Linked DNA regions of Homo sapiens: region 2 is linked to region 1. A link is a contact called in ENCODE Hi-C or POLR2A ChIA-PET data. All regions are on one chromosome and are shown on one strand. The core of a region is the stretch at or near the end of the contact, and the rest is flanking DNA. Distances in the headings are between cores, read along the strand shown. Region 1 overlaps LOC105370615 (a long non-coding RNA gene). Region 2 has its middle 110 kb from the start of TRA-AGC15-1.

Region 1 (6,291 bases), core at 1,364-3,863:
CACTCCATATAATCTCAGGAAAGGTGAGAATCAGGTGCATTCTCACCTCTACCTGTTGCTATCCCATATCAGCTGTCAGGTCAGCCAAGAGGCTCTATAAACTAGGAAAGGGGAAGATGGTTTGTTGGTTATTGCAGCACTATTCACAATAGCAAAGACTTGGAACCAACCCAAATATCCATCAATGATAGACTGGTTTAAGAAAATGTGGCACATATACACCATGGAATACTATGCAGCCATAAAAAAGTTCATGTCCTTTGTAGGGACATGGATGAAGCTGGAAACCATCATTCTCAGCAAACTATCGCAAGGACAAAAAACAAAACACCACATGTTCTCACTCATAAGTGGTAATTGAACAATGAGAACACTTGGACACAGGAAGGGGAACATCACACACTGGGGCCTGTTGTGGGGTGGGCGGAAGGGGAGGGATGGCGTTAGGAGATATACCCAATGTAAATGACGAGTTAATGGGTGCAGCACACCAACATGGCACATGTATACATATGTAACAAACCTGCACGTTGTGCACATGTACCCTAGAACTTAAAGTATAATTAAAAAAAAAAAAGGGGGAAGATGGGAAAAGTAAGTTCCCTCAACCCTAATACAGGAAGTTGGAAAAGCCACACTGTCAGTACAGTCCTCAAATACAAGAATTATCAAACAGTAGCATCAAAAGGCACAATGGGGGCTGAGTGCAGTGGTTCTCACCTGTAATCCCAGCACTTTAGGAGGCTCAGGCAGGAGGATCACTTGAGCGCAGGAGTTTGATACCAGCCTGGGCAACATAGTGAGACCTTGTCTCTACAAAACGTAAAAAATTTGCTCAGTATGGTGGCACACACCTGTAGTTCCAGCTATCTGTAGGCTCAGGCAGGAGGATCAATTAAGCCCAGGAGTTCGAGGCCACAGTAAGCTATGATCACACTACTGCACTCCAGCCTCACAGAGTAAGAACTTTTCTCAAACAAACAAGCAACAAAAAAAGAAAGAAAAAGGCACAATGGTGTGGCTTTCTGGCATGTAATACCCTCTTTTATCTTCCTGCCTAGCTGTATGTATGCCACCACCCATCTGTTGTGTGCTCATGGCAGACATTACAAATCAATCAAGATGCTTTGCCTCAAATTGAACTTTCAGGAACACTCTCAATACTATGCTTTGGGCTCTTCAGTTGACTAAGGTTGGTATGGAATGTGAAACTTATTTGCCATCCCTATTCTTGACTGTTTAATCAAGATAATCAACTTGGGAAGATTCCTTTTTTTTTTTTTTTTTTTTTGAGACGGAGTCTCATGCTGTCACCCAACCTGGAGTACAGTGGCATGATCTCGGCTCACTGCAACCTCTGCCTCCTGGGTTCAAGCGATTCTCCTGCCTCAGCCTCCTGAGTAGCTGGGATTACAGGTGTGTGCCACCACACCCAGCTAATTTTTGTATTTTTAGTAGATATGGGGTTTCTCCACATTGGTCAGGCTGGTCTTGAACTTCTGACCTCAGGTGATCTGCCCGCCTTGGCCTCCCAAAGTGCTAGGATTACAGCCATGAGCCACCGCACCCAGCCACTTGGGAAGATTCTTCAAGTGACCATTTGGTCAAGCGCCCAAGCTTTTATGTAGGCAAACCTCCTAGTTATCCTAGGCAGGTGGTGGCCAATTCTTTTAAAGATTTCCATGGCTCTCGATACCCCCATCATACTCCAGCACCCATCCTGCCCTGGCTTATCCTGACAAAAGATTTTTTCCCCCACATTTACCTGAACTCTGTCTTCCTTGCTATTCAGAGAAAATGAAGAAGGAAAGAGAAAGAACTACAGAATTACCAGGATACAAGGAATTTGCTGTTAAGATCTTCTTAACCTTCCAGTTGCTTGGGAATCATTGCCGTAGGGTGTCTCTGTACTCAACAGAAGGGTGAAGACGTTTTAGCAACAGTAGCAAAGCAAATGATCTTGGACTTACAGTTTCTTGATTTCCGATGATTAAGCTTCTGCACATACCAACCCCAAGACAGGGTCATTCTATAACTTCTTAATAAGGTTAAGGTATTTCGACTACTTGGTCTTCAGTTTCCCTCAGTAATAGAGACACCAAGATCCTATTGCTCTCCAGCAACCAGGCAGGAGAGATTTGAGTCAGAGGAAAGCACGAGAGAGAAGTTAAGAACAGCAATTTCTTAAGTCATAAACGGAGTCAGGACTGTAAGTGTGATTTTCTGTTACCTGCCCCAGACCTCATGGAATTAAACTTTCCTGCCCTGATCCCTTGGATTCGTTTCTCCAACCCCACTCACCTAGCCCGGCCTCCCCGAAACACAAATTGGAATGGCGTTGGCTCCCGGGCACACTAGGGGGCGCCAGCGGGCTTGTTTTCCAGGATGGCCCTAAAATTCTCTCCAGCGAGGAGAGGACCATGACGGCCAGGCCACGCTTGCTCTGAAAAGCGCCGAGCGTGGAAGGGTGTCTTGGAATGGGGTCTAAAAGGGAGAACGACATCCTTATGACTTGCTTTAGGCTGCTTTCTGGATGTATTTTCAGAGCTGGGGATGAGGAGAGGTTGCGTAAAGGTGCCGGCCTGCTGCTGGCCGGGGCTGGCAGCCTTTCAGCCGCCGCGGGTGAGTCAACACCTGGGAATTGCATCCAAGGGCGGCCCTTTCAAGCTGCCTGGAACTTTCTGCCATCACACTGAGGCCACTGTTTGACCCAGTCCCGGGCCAGGGAGGCAGGAGCCGATCACGTCCCAGGGCAGTGCTTCTCCCTGGCACTGAGTCCGTGGAAAGAGGCTGGGAAGGTTCTTTCCACACTTGAGGGCTGGCGTTGGGAAAATAGGGTAGTGCTCTCCGCCCCAGTGAACAGCAAGAGCTCACTTCCCCCAGCAGACTTCTGCTCCACTGGCCTACTTTCAGCATGGAGTGGAAGGAAGCCAGCTCCAGGAGGGCAGAGGCTTCCTCTCCACCCCTCTCTTCCACAACCTTCAACAGGCGCCTTGTTCTCCCCGGCCAGGGAACTGCGGATGGTGACCATCGTTTCCCAGCCCAGCAAGGGGAAATGAGGGGAGGAAATAAACGCAGGGTTTTTATTGCCAAATATTTCTTTCCCTGGGAGGACAACGCATTCAAACCGCTGAGTGGAGATTGGAGTTAGTCCAGCCATAAACCATCTTAATGAACACTAATAGAGAACCGCAATTATTGTTGACTTCAAAATGCAAACAAGAACTTTAGACAGTGATCCCTATCAGCCGGTGAGGCCGGGCACAGATGCCGGGCGCTGTTTTTGCCGTTGCTTAGCAATGGAAAATGAACTGTTCCTGTCTGTTACCACTGGAGGTGGAGGTAGGACAATGAGCTTTATTGGACAGAATAGGTATGAAATTAGTTTATTCTTTTTCACTTGGAGAAGGCAATTGGCAGCCAAGAGAGTCACTCGGAAAAGGGGTATTTTAGAGGTTGAGGGTGACTTTCCTTCTCATTACTTCGGTAAATCCTAACCACCTTGTTTTCCTCTACAGATAAAGTTTGAACTTTTGCCGGGAGTGTCCCTCCAAAACGATCATCAATCAGACAGAATAGCTGCAAATACCAACTCACAGACCAGGTTGGGAATTAGGGTGAGGAGAATGAAATCTTGGGTGCAAAATTTAAGGGAATGCCAAAAAACTTAGTAGCCAGGATAAATAATAGTTTAATGCAATATTTTTTAAAAGTCAAAATAAATGTAAAATAACCATGGTAAAAAAAAAAATCAGATTTGAAATAAAGAGAAGCTCAATATCACTGATTTTTATTTTTCCTTTGGCTTCAGGCTTTAATATGGCACAGTGCGTCAGTGCCACAGACTTTTTACCGCACCAAACACATTTGCAACACGGACAGTTTTGGGAGCTGCTTTTTCCTCAGCAGTGTTGATGCTATGGAGTACAGAGCCCTGTAGCTGGGCAGAAGGGAGTGTCTCTTTCTGCAGTTCTTTAGTAGGCTTCTTCCAGGATAGTAGAGAGGCAAATGGTCTTGGGGAGGAACCTACCTATGCTTCCAGGGCAGTGACACAGGAAGTACTAAGGTACAGGAAGTACTAAAAACCCAGGGCTCAGCAAACACAGACAGTCAGGTGAAATTGCCCAAAACACTGTTCCTCAGACAACAGGGACAGGCCCAGAGCTGGCAGTTTATGGTAAAATTATCTCCTCTTTTGTTATTGGTATTAATAGTAACTCCTATATATTGAGAACCCTTAGGTGGAATCACATGGAATCGCCAATATTGAACCTTTTTTGACCTACAAACCCAATGTATATGGTTTAATCCAATGTATGCTGAGTATGGGAGGCTGAATAATGAACCCCAAAGATGTCCACATCCTAATCCCTGGAACCTGTGAATATTACCCTATATGGCAAAAAGGATTTTGCAGATGTGATTGAATTAAGGATTCTTTTTTTCTTATTTTAGTGATAGGGTCTTGCTATGTTGCCTCGGCTGGAATGCAGTGGCTGTTCATAGACATTATCACAGCACACTACAGTCTCAAACTCCTGGACTCAAGCAATCCTCCTGCCTCAGCCTCCTGAGTAGCTAGGACTACTGGGATGCACTACTGCTCTTGGCAAATTAAGGATTTTGAGATGGAGAGACTATCCTGGATTATCTGATGGGCTTAATCATTGACAAAGGTTCTTATATAAGGAAAAGTCAATGTGATAATGGAAGCAGATTTGAAGATGCTGTGCAACTGGCTTTGAAGATGGAGGACGGGGCCACAAGCCAAGGATTGTTGGCAGCCTCTAAGCTGGAAGAGGTAAGAAGCATATTCTCCTGTGGCACCTCCGGGAGAAATGCAGTACTGCCTATACCTTGACTTTAGCCAAGTGAAACTAATTTTAGACTTCTCACCTCCAGAACTGTAAGATAATAAATTTGTGTTGATTTAAGACACTATGTTTGTGGTAATTGGTTACAGCAATAGGAAACTAATAGACCAGGCATTATGTTAAGTGCTTTATATCATTAAAGAAATGTATACAAATCCACCCTCAGCCTTCTCGATGACTTTCTGTGTTTGGGTTATTTCCTCTCTTTTGCATCCTCAATTTCCCTTTTCTTAGTGGGTCTTTTCCATTGGCATATACACATGCTTTCCTGTTTATCGCCTTCAAGAACAAAATCAAAAAAAAGACCTAATAACATCCACTCACGATTTTTTAAAAAATTAGTGAACTAGAAATAGAAATTTCTTCAACCTAATGCAGAATTTCTACCAAACATCCGTAACAAACATCATACTTAAAGGTTAACAGTTTTTTTTTAATCCCCACTTCTATTCAATACTGTACTGAGGGTACTAGCCAGAACAATAAACCAAGAAAAAGAAACAAAAGATATAACACTTGGAATCAAAGAAGAAAAACAGATATTCACTGAAGGTGCTAAATGACGAGTGAAGCACACCAACATAGCACATGTATACATATGTAACAAACCTGCACGTTGTGCACATGTACCCTAAAACTTAAAGTATAATAATAATTTAAAAATAAAAAAAGATTATTTTCATAAAAAAACTCAAGGAATCTACAGCTAAATTATTAGCATTAATAAGTGAGTTTAGTAAGTTTAAGGGATAAAAGATCAATATTCAAAAGCAGTTGATTTTCTATACACCAGCAACAAAGAGATAAGAAATATAATTTAAAAAACAGTTTCCAGTTGCAACAGCAGCAAATAAGTAGGGGAAAAGTGGGCAGAGAGAAAGAGAGAGGCAGAGAGAAAGAGCGAGACAGAGAGAGAACAAACCTAGGAGTAGATCTGTCAAAAGATGTGTGGCTGGGCACGGTGGCTCATGCCTGTAATCCCAGCACTTTGGGAGGCCAAGGCAGGTGGATCACGAGGTTAGGAGTTCAAGACCAGCCTGGCCAACACAGTGAAACCCCGTCTCTACTAAAAATACCAAAAAAAAAAAAAAAAAAAAAAAAAAATTAGCCAGGCGTGGTGGCACACACCTGTAATCCCAGCTACTCAGGAGGCTGAGGCAGGAGAATTGCTTAAACTGGGGAGGTGAAGGTTGCAGTGAGCCAAGATCACACCACTGCACTCCAGCCTGGGTGACAGAGCAAGATTCCATCTCGGGGTGGTGGTGGGGGGAAAGAGGTACAAGTCTTTCATGGAAAAAAATACATAAAATTTCATCAAAAGGTATAAATAAATGGTTTATAAATTCAGTTCAGTTCAATCAACATTCAAATAGGCTTTTCTTCATGGAATTTGACAAGCTTTTTAAAAAATTAGCAT
Region 2 (6,291 bases), core at 2,545-5,044, 45 kb after region 1:
GGTTTGTTGTACGAATTATTTCGCCACCCAGGTACTAAGCCTGGTACCTAGTAGTTATTTTTTCTGATCCTCTTTCTTCTGCCATTCTCCACCCTCCTGTAGGTCCCAGTGTGTGTTGTTCCCCTCTATGTGTCATGTGTTCTCATCATTGAGCTCCTACTAAGTGAGAACATGCAATATTTGGTTTTCTATTCTTGCATTAGTTTGCTAAGGATAATGGCCTCCAGTTCCATCCATGTTCCTGCAAAGGACATGATCTCATTCTTTTTTATGACTGCATAGTATTCCATAGTGTATTGCAGAGAAAAGGGAATGCTTATACACGGTTGGTGGGAGTGTAAATTAGTTCAACCATTGTGGAAAACAGTGTGGTGATTCTTCAAAGAGCTAAAAACAACTACCATTCAACCCAGCAATCCCATTACTGGGTATATACCCAAAGGAATAGAAATCGTGCTACCAATAAGCCACATGAATGCATATGTTCATTGCAGCACCATTTACAACAGCAAAGACATGGAATCAATCTAAATGCCCACCAGCATCACACTCTTTAATTACTTCCCAGTCTCAAGACACCCACGAAATGACTCCCTCCCCACCCCAATCTGTAACAAGGTTTAAGTCGATGACCAAGGCAGCCAACAGGGGTAGACAAAGAGCAGCCAAGTGGCACCTTCAGCAACTATAAGGGACCCTGGGCTGTGCCTCTATTAGAGCTCTGCTCTCCTCTCCCTTCCTCCCCCTCCCTCCTCCCTGTTTGCCAGCAGCTCACCCATCTCCTGGATTGGGGTTAGCAGGGCTGAGAAGGGTCTGACCAGTCCACAGACTTCTTAAGAGTGTGGCTGCCCTCAAAGTGACTCTGTTGGGGAGCACCCTGGGGACTCATTCATCCTTTCTTTGAATAAATGCTGTAGAACTAGAGAGATCCTGTGGCAGGCTCTGGGAGGGGGAAGCAGTGAACCTGACTCTGCCCTTCACCTGGAGGTGTTCCTAGTCTGGTGTGGGAGCTGCCTGAAGAGGGAAGGCTCTAATCCCAGTGAGCCCAGAGGGAAACTGACCTGGCTTTTGAGGTCTCAGGGAAAGTGTCATCTCAACCTATATTGGAGGTTGGCTGGAGCTGGTGGCAGTAAGGGTAAGAGCCCCACACACTTAGTGAACAAAGACCAGTTCAGCCTGGCTGCTTTCCAAGTGGGGGTGTGAGGGTGGAGAGCATGGCTGGTCTCACATAGCTGGCCTCACCCGGTCCACCTATGGCCAATGGGGTGCACATACCTTGGCTGGATGATAGCAGTTATTTCCTGCTGTGTTCTGAATATTTGTGTCCCAACAAAATTTGTATGTTGAAACCTAACCCCAAAAGAGTAGATATTTGAAGGTAGGGTCTTTGGGAGGTGATTAGGTCATGAGAGTGAAGCCCTTTTGACTGGGATTAGTGTCCTTATAAAAATCTCAAGAGAGCTTGCTTCTGCCATGTGAGGACACAGTGAAAAGATGGCCATCTATGAAGAGAGTGCTCACCAGATGCCAAAAGTGCCCTGGTCTGAGAATTCACAACTTCCAGAATGGTGACAAATACATTTCTGTTGTTTCTGAGCGACCCAGACCGTGGTATTTTGTTATAGCAGTCTGAATTAGTAGTGACTAAGACACTTCCCATAGCACAGTGCTTTGGGGCATACGTTTCTCTCTCCTCCTCCTGCTCTGGCCATGTAGGACGTGCCTGCTTCCCCTTCACCTTCTACCATGATTGTAAGTTTCCTGATGCCTCCCTGGCCATGCTTCCTGTACAGCCTGTGGAATCATGAGCCAATTAAACCTCTTTTCCTTATAAATTACCCAGTTTCAGATATTTCTTTATAACAATGTGAGAATGGCCTAATACACCTTTAATCTCCATTAGCCTCCCTTCAGTTTGGCATCCCAAGGTTCGACTGAAAGTTAGAAATATAAACCTCTTCCCCCAGGAAAGATTTCAGGCACTGCCAGGCCTGAAACATTCATTTTCTACTTTCTGCTTTTGATGGATCAGGAGCCCAAGAAGCTGGCCCAGACCACTCTGAAAATGGAGTGGTGTCCTGGATCTTGACTGAGTGCAGGAGGAAGCACAGAAGGACCTTCCCCTGGTTGTAAATACCTGGCTGTGGAGCTTTGGACAGGGCAGTGAGCCCCTGGGTTCAGTGTCATCCTTTTATAAAATGAGGAAAAATGTGTGGCTGTCAGGTGGGCCACGTGCTAGGGAGAGAGCAGGCACCAAGGCAAGGCCCTGCCTTCATAGACCAGATTGAGATGCAGAGGAAACCAGTGGCCCCTCTGCTTGGTGACCATGTTGTATTAGTTTTCTAGGGCTGACACAACAAGGCACCACAGCCTGGGTGACTCAAACAACAGACACTTATTAATTCACAGTTCTGGAGGCTGAAAGTCCAAGATCAAGGTGTTGGCAGGGTTGCTTCCTTCTAAGGGCTGTGCGGGAGAATCTGTTGCAGGTCTTTCTCCCAGCTGCTGGTGGTTTGCCGGCCATCTTTAGTTTTCCTTGGTTTGTAGAAGCATTGCCCTGACCTCTGCCTTCATCTCACATGTGTTCTCTCTGTGTGCTGTCCATATCCACATTTCCCCTTTTTAATCAGGACACCAGTCATATTGGCTTAGAGGCTCACCCTATTCCAGAATAACCTCATCTTAGCTAATTACTCTACGAGAACCCTATTGCTAAATAAGGTCATATTCTGAGACACTGGGAGTGAGGATTTCAATGTAGGAATTTAGGGGAATGCAATTCAACCCATAACCCATGTGAGATCAAGAAAGGTCAAGATCATCTACCTTTCTTACCTTAGTTTCTGTGCTTCTGAAACCAGGGATAATCAAGAAGGATAAACGGGACCATACATGTGAGGGTCCCTAGAACATCATAGATGCCAGCATAGAGGAGGAGCTCAACAAATGCTGATTCCTTCCATCAGTGACTCGGCAGAGATGCCCAAAGTCCCAGTCCTCGTTCCTTTACTCATGGCCTTGGCTCACTCTCCTCCTCCCTCTCGCCCAGGAAAGCTGACAAACTGATTATGCTAAAACTTAAGCATTGAATCTATTCTCCAAAAGGACGCTTGCTGTTGAAGTCTGTTTGGGGGCATCATTTTTATACTCCCAAAACCATGACACGTTTGTGACCTGCAAAGCCCAGCCCCGCCATGAAGATAAAGAATGTGACAGCTGCACCGAGGGTGACCGCTTTTCAAGCACTGCTCAGGACCATCGGCACAGCTCAGTGTGAATAACTGCAACCTCCTTTCTCCCTCTCTCTCCCCCACTCGTCGGCTTCGATTCACAGGCTGTGTAATTCAAGTCATTAATTTTTTCCATTCAGTGCACTGCCAATTTCTTCTCATTTTGTTCCTGGAAATCTCTTGTGTGCGTCTTCTAAATTTAAAATAAATACACTGTACATAATTGGATGCTAACCAGACAACACTGAGCAATCATACTTTCTCATTGATTCTGCAGATGTATTCGTCTCCAACACGGAATAGGAAAGGTCTCTGCGTGTTCTGGATGAAATGGTAAATGGAACAAGTTGTCCTCACATTCTTCAATATCAGTATTGGCCTTTAGAATATTTCCCCAGTTATGATCTTACTTGAAATGAACAATGAAAGGTTCTTGCACCAAAAATAGACATCCAAATTATTCTAGCTGCTACCATTGCGTGCTCACAGGGTTGAGTGGAAAGAGTGTAAGTGCAGGCCTCAAGAGACAGGAGATGTGGCTGCAGACGTTCCACGAAGAGGGCGGGTCATGGCAAGGAAGCACTTATTTACACTGGAGATTTCAGTATTCTCAGCTATGCAATTAAGAGCTTGGCCCAGATCCTTTTCTTCCCCCAAAGCACAGGATGCATTCTTGAGATATACTCAAGATGATTTTAGAAGTACAGAACTATGACATAAAATAGCATCGGATCTTGTGGAAGAGACAGAAAAACACCCCCCAAAGAATCCATTTGCTCACCCGCATTTCCTAGCCCTCTTGTTTGTATTAGGTGAGGCCATATGACTAGCTCTGACCAATGAAATGTGTACAGAAATTATGTGTGCCACTTCCAGTCTCAGATAGTGGGAAGCCTGTGCACCGTTCTCCAAACTCTCTCTTCCTCACACATGGTGGCAGAGAGTGCCTTGCATTACAGATTACCCAGTTCTAAGATGGTGGAGCCTTCGTCAGCTTAGCCTGCCGAGTGACTGGGCAGAGAAGACTCCCCACCAACCTGTGTAAAACACATAACGTGAGTTAGTTAGAAATAAACATTTAATGTGTTAAGACACCGAGATTTTTAAACATAGAGTATAATCCAGACCTGACTGAGTTTCTCATATTGAAAAAGTCCTTTCTTTAAAAATTCTACCTACTTCTGATTTCATCAAGGAGAAAGTCTCTGTTGGTGATAGTACATCTTTAACACTTCTTTCTTTTCTTTTCTTTTCTTTTTCGACAGGGTCTCACTCTGTCACCCAGGCTGGAGTGCAGTTGCGTGATCACAGCTTACTGCAGCCTCAACCTTCCGGGCTCATCTAGATGATCCTCCCACCTCGGACTCTCAAGTAGCCGGGACTACAGGCATGCACCACCATGCCCAGCCAATTTTTTTGTATTTTTTGTGGAGATGAGGTTTTGTCATGTTGGCCAGGCTGGCCTTGAACTCCTGGACTCAGGCGATCTGTCTGCCTTGGCTCGGCCTCCCAAAGTGCTGAGATTACAGGCATGAGCCACCGTCCCTGGCCCTTTTATTCTTATAATCTCACTTTTTAACTAAAAGAGAGCAGACTGGGCTCAGCATTTTTCAGCAGGCAGTAATACCCAGTATATTAGTTTGTTAAGTCTACCATAACAAAATACAACAGACTGGCTCGTTTAAACAACAAAAATTTATTTTCTCTTGGCTCTGGAGGCTAGAAGTCTGAGATCAAGGTGTCAGCAGGTGCTTTCTGAGTCATCTCTCCTTGGCTTGCAGATGGCCGCCTTCTCTCTGTGTCCTCACAGGGTCTTTCCTCTGTGCACGTGCATGTCTAGCCTCTCTCTCCTCTCTCTCTCTTTCTCCCTCTCTGCCCTAATCTCCTTTTCCTATAAGGAAACCAGTCATACTGCATTAGGGCCCACCCACCCTATTTGAACATAATTACCTCTTTAAAGCCCCTACATCCAAATACGGTCACATTCTGAGGTTTGGGGCTTTGGGACTTCAACATATGAATTTTGAAGGAACATAATTCAGCCCATGACACCCAGCTGGAGTTTTAGGACATTGTCTTTCACTTGTTTTTGGAGGGGTAGATGTTGCTTTCTATTAATGCAAGCCATGCCAGATTTCCATTTATAATTTTGATGCAAATTTTTCATAAATATACATGTATTTAAATAGTAGGAAGCTTGATTTAAAGTAAAACGTAAGAATTAACAGTATACCAAAAATTGTGAAGGGAGATGCAAATGGCTGAATTTGGGGAAACATTGCCTGGATGATTTATAAAGCCCGTCCCAATTCTTAGTTTCTTTCTTACACTATTTTAATTTTATTGCTTATGCATCCATTTAACTGAGTGCCTGCTATGGTTTGAATATGTCCCTCAAAGTTTCTGTGTTGGAAAATTAAATGTCATTGCAACAGTATTCAGAAGTGGGACCTTTAAGAGGTGATTAATGGATTAATGCCATTATGGAGGGAATAGGTTAGTTATCTCTGGAGTGAGTTCCTGATAAAAGGATGAGTTTGGCCTGATTTTCTCTATGTCTCCCATATTCACTCTTCCACCACATTATGATGAAGCAAGAAGGTCCTCACCAGATGCTGACATCATCTTTGTGGATTTCCCAACCTCCAAAACTGTAAGAAATACATTTCTTTTCTTTATAAATTACCTGGTCTGTGGTATTCTGTTACAGCAACAGAAAATGGACAAAGAGGGTGCATACTAAGTTTCATGTTAGTGTTGGACATTAGAGTGATCATAGAGTCAAGTGAATAATACCATCAGACCAAAGAAAGAAATAATTCAATTCTGCCTGGGAGAATCAGAAAAGGCTTCCCAGAGGTGGTGACGAGCAGTGTATTTTGGACTTTTCAGCCACACAAAAACATGGTCTCCTCATTCTTAACTCAATATTTCCTGAATTTTGAATGTGTACAAAACACTGTGACGATGCACCAAGAAGACACTGTGACTTTAAGAGGAGAGAAGAGGCTAATTAGTAGCAGAGAAGACCAGACATAAAATTCATGACTTGCATGTAGGG

What was found. A loop is a pair of places that touch in the nucleus more often than their neighbours do. ChIA-PET counts read pairs that join two places held with the same protein, here RNA polymerase II (POLR2A). Pooled maps may share reads with other maps.
Region 2: a loop to region 1 is called in a map of endothelial cell of hepatic sinusoid, with 3 times the contacts of the local background. The contact joins two enhancer-like sites. A Hi-C loop is called at or near these places in 2 of 168 maps with a recorded cell type or tissue (Panc1 and endothelial cell of hepatic sinusoid), 1 of 37 single-sample maps with no recorded cell type and 3 of 50 pooled maps. POLR2A ChIA-PET finds 5 or more read pairs at or near these places in 1 of 52 experiments (activated CD4-positive, alpha-beta T cell).

The regions. Positions count from the first base shown.
Region 1 is chr14:89,038,163-89,044,453 of GRCh38, forward strand. It overlaps LOC105370615 (a long non-coding RNA gene), which reads left to right. Exons shown (of 3, transcript XR_944128.3): 1 at 1-3,617; 2 at 4,456-4,801. Among named protein-coding and RNA genes, the nearest start is that of TRA-AGC15-1, 62 kb to the left of the region's middle. RefSeq lists a silencer at 2,257-2,316 and enhancers at 2,617-2,736, 2,788-3,344. Within about 2 kb of position 2,614, at least 31 of the 41 ENCODE cell types and tissues checked have a DNase peak (open chromatin) inside an H3K27ac peak, as active enhancers do.
Region 2 is chr14:89,082,110-89,088,400 of GRCh38, forward strand. No RefSeq gene overlaps it. Among named protein-coding and RNA genes, the nearest start is that of TRA-AGC15-1, 110 kb to the left of the region's middle. Within about 2 kb of position 3,795, at least 4 of the 41 ENCODE cell types and tissues checked have a DNase peak (open chromatin) inside an H3K27ac peak, as active enhancers do.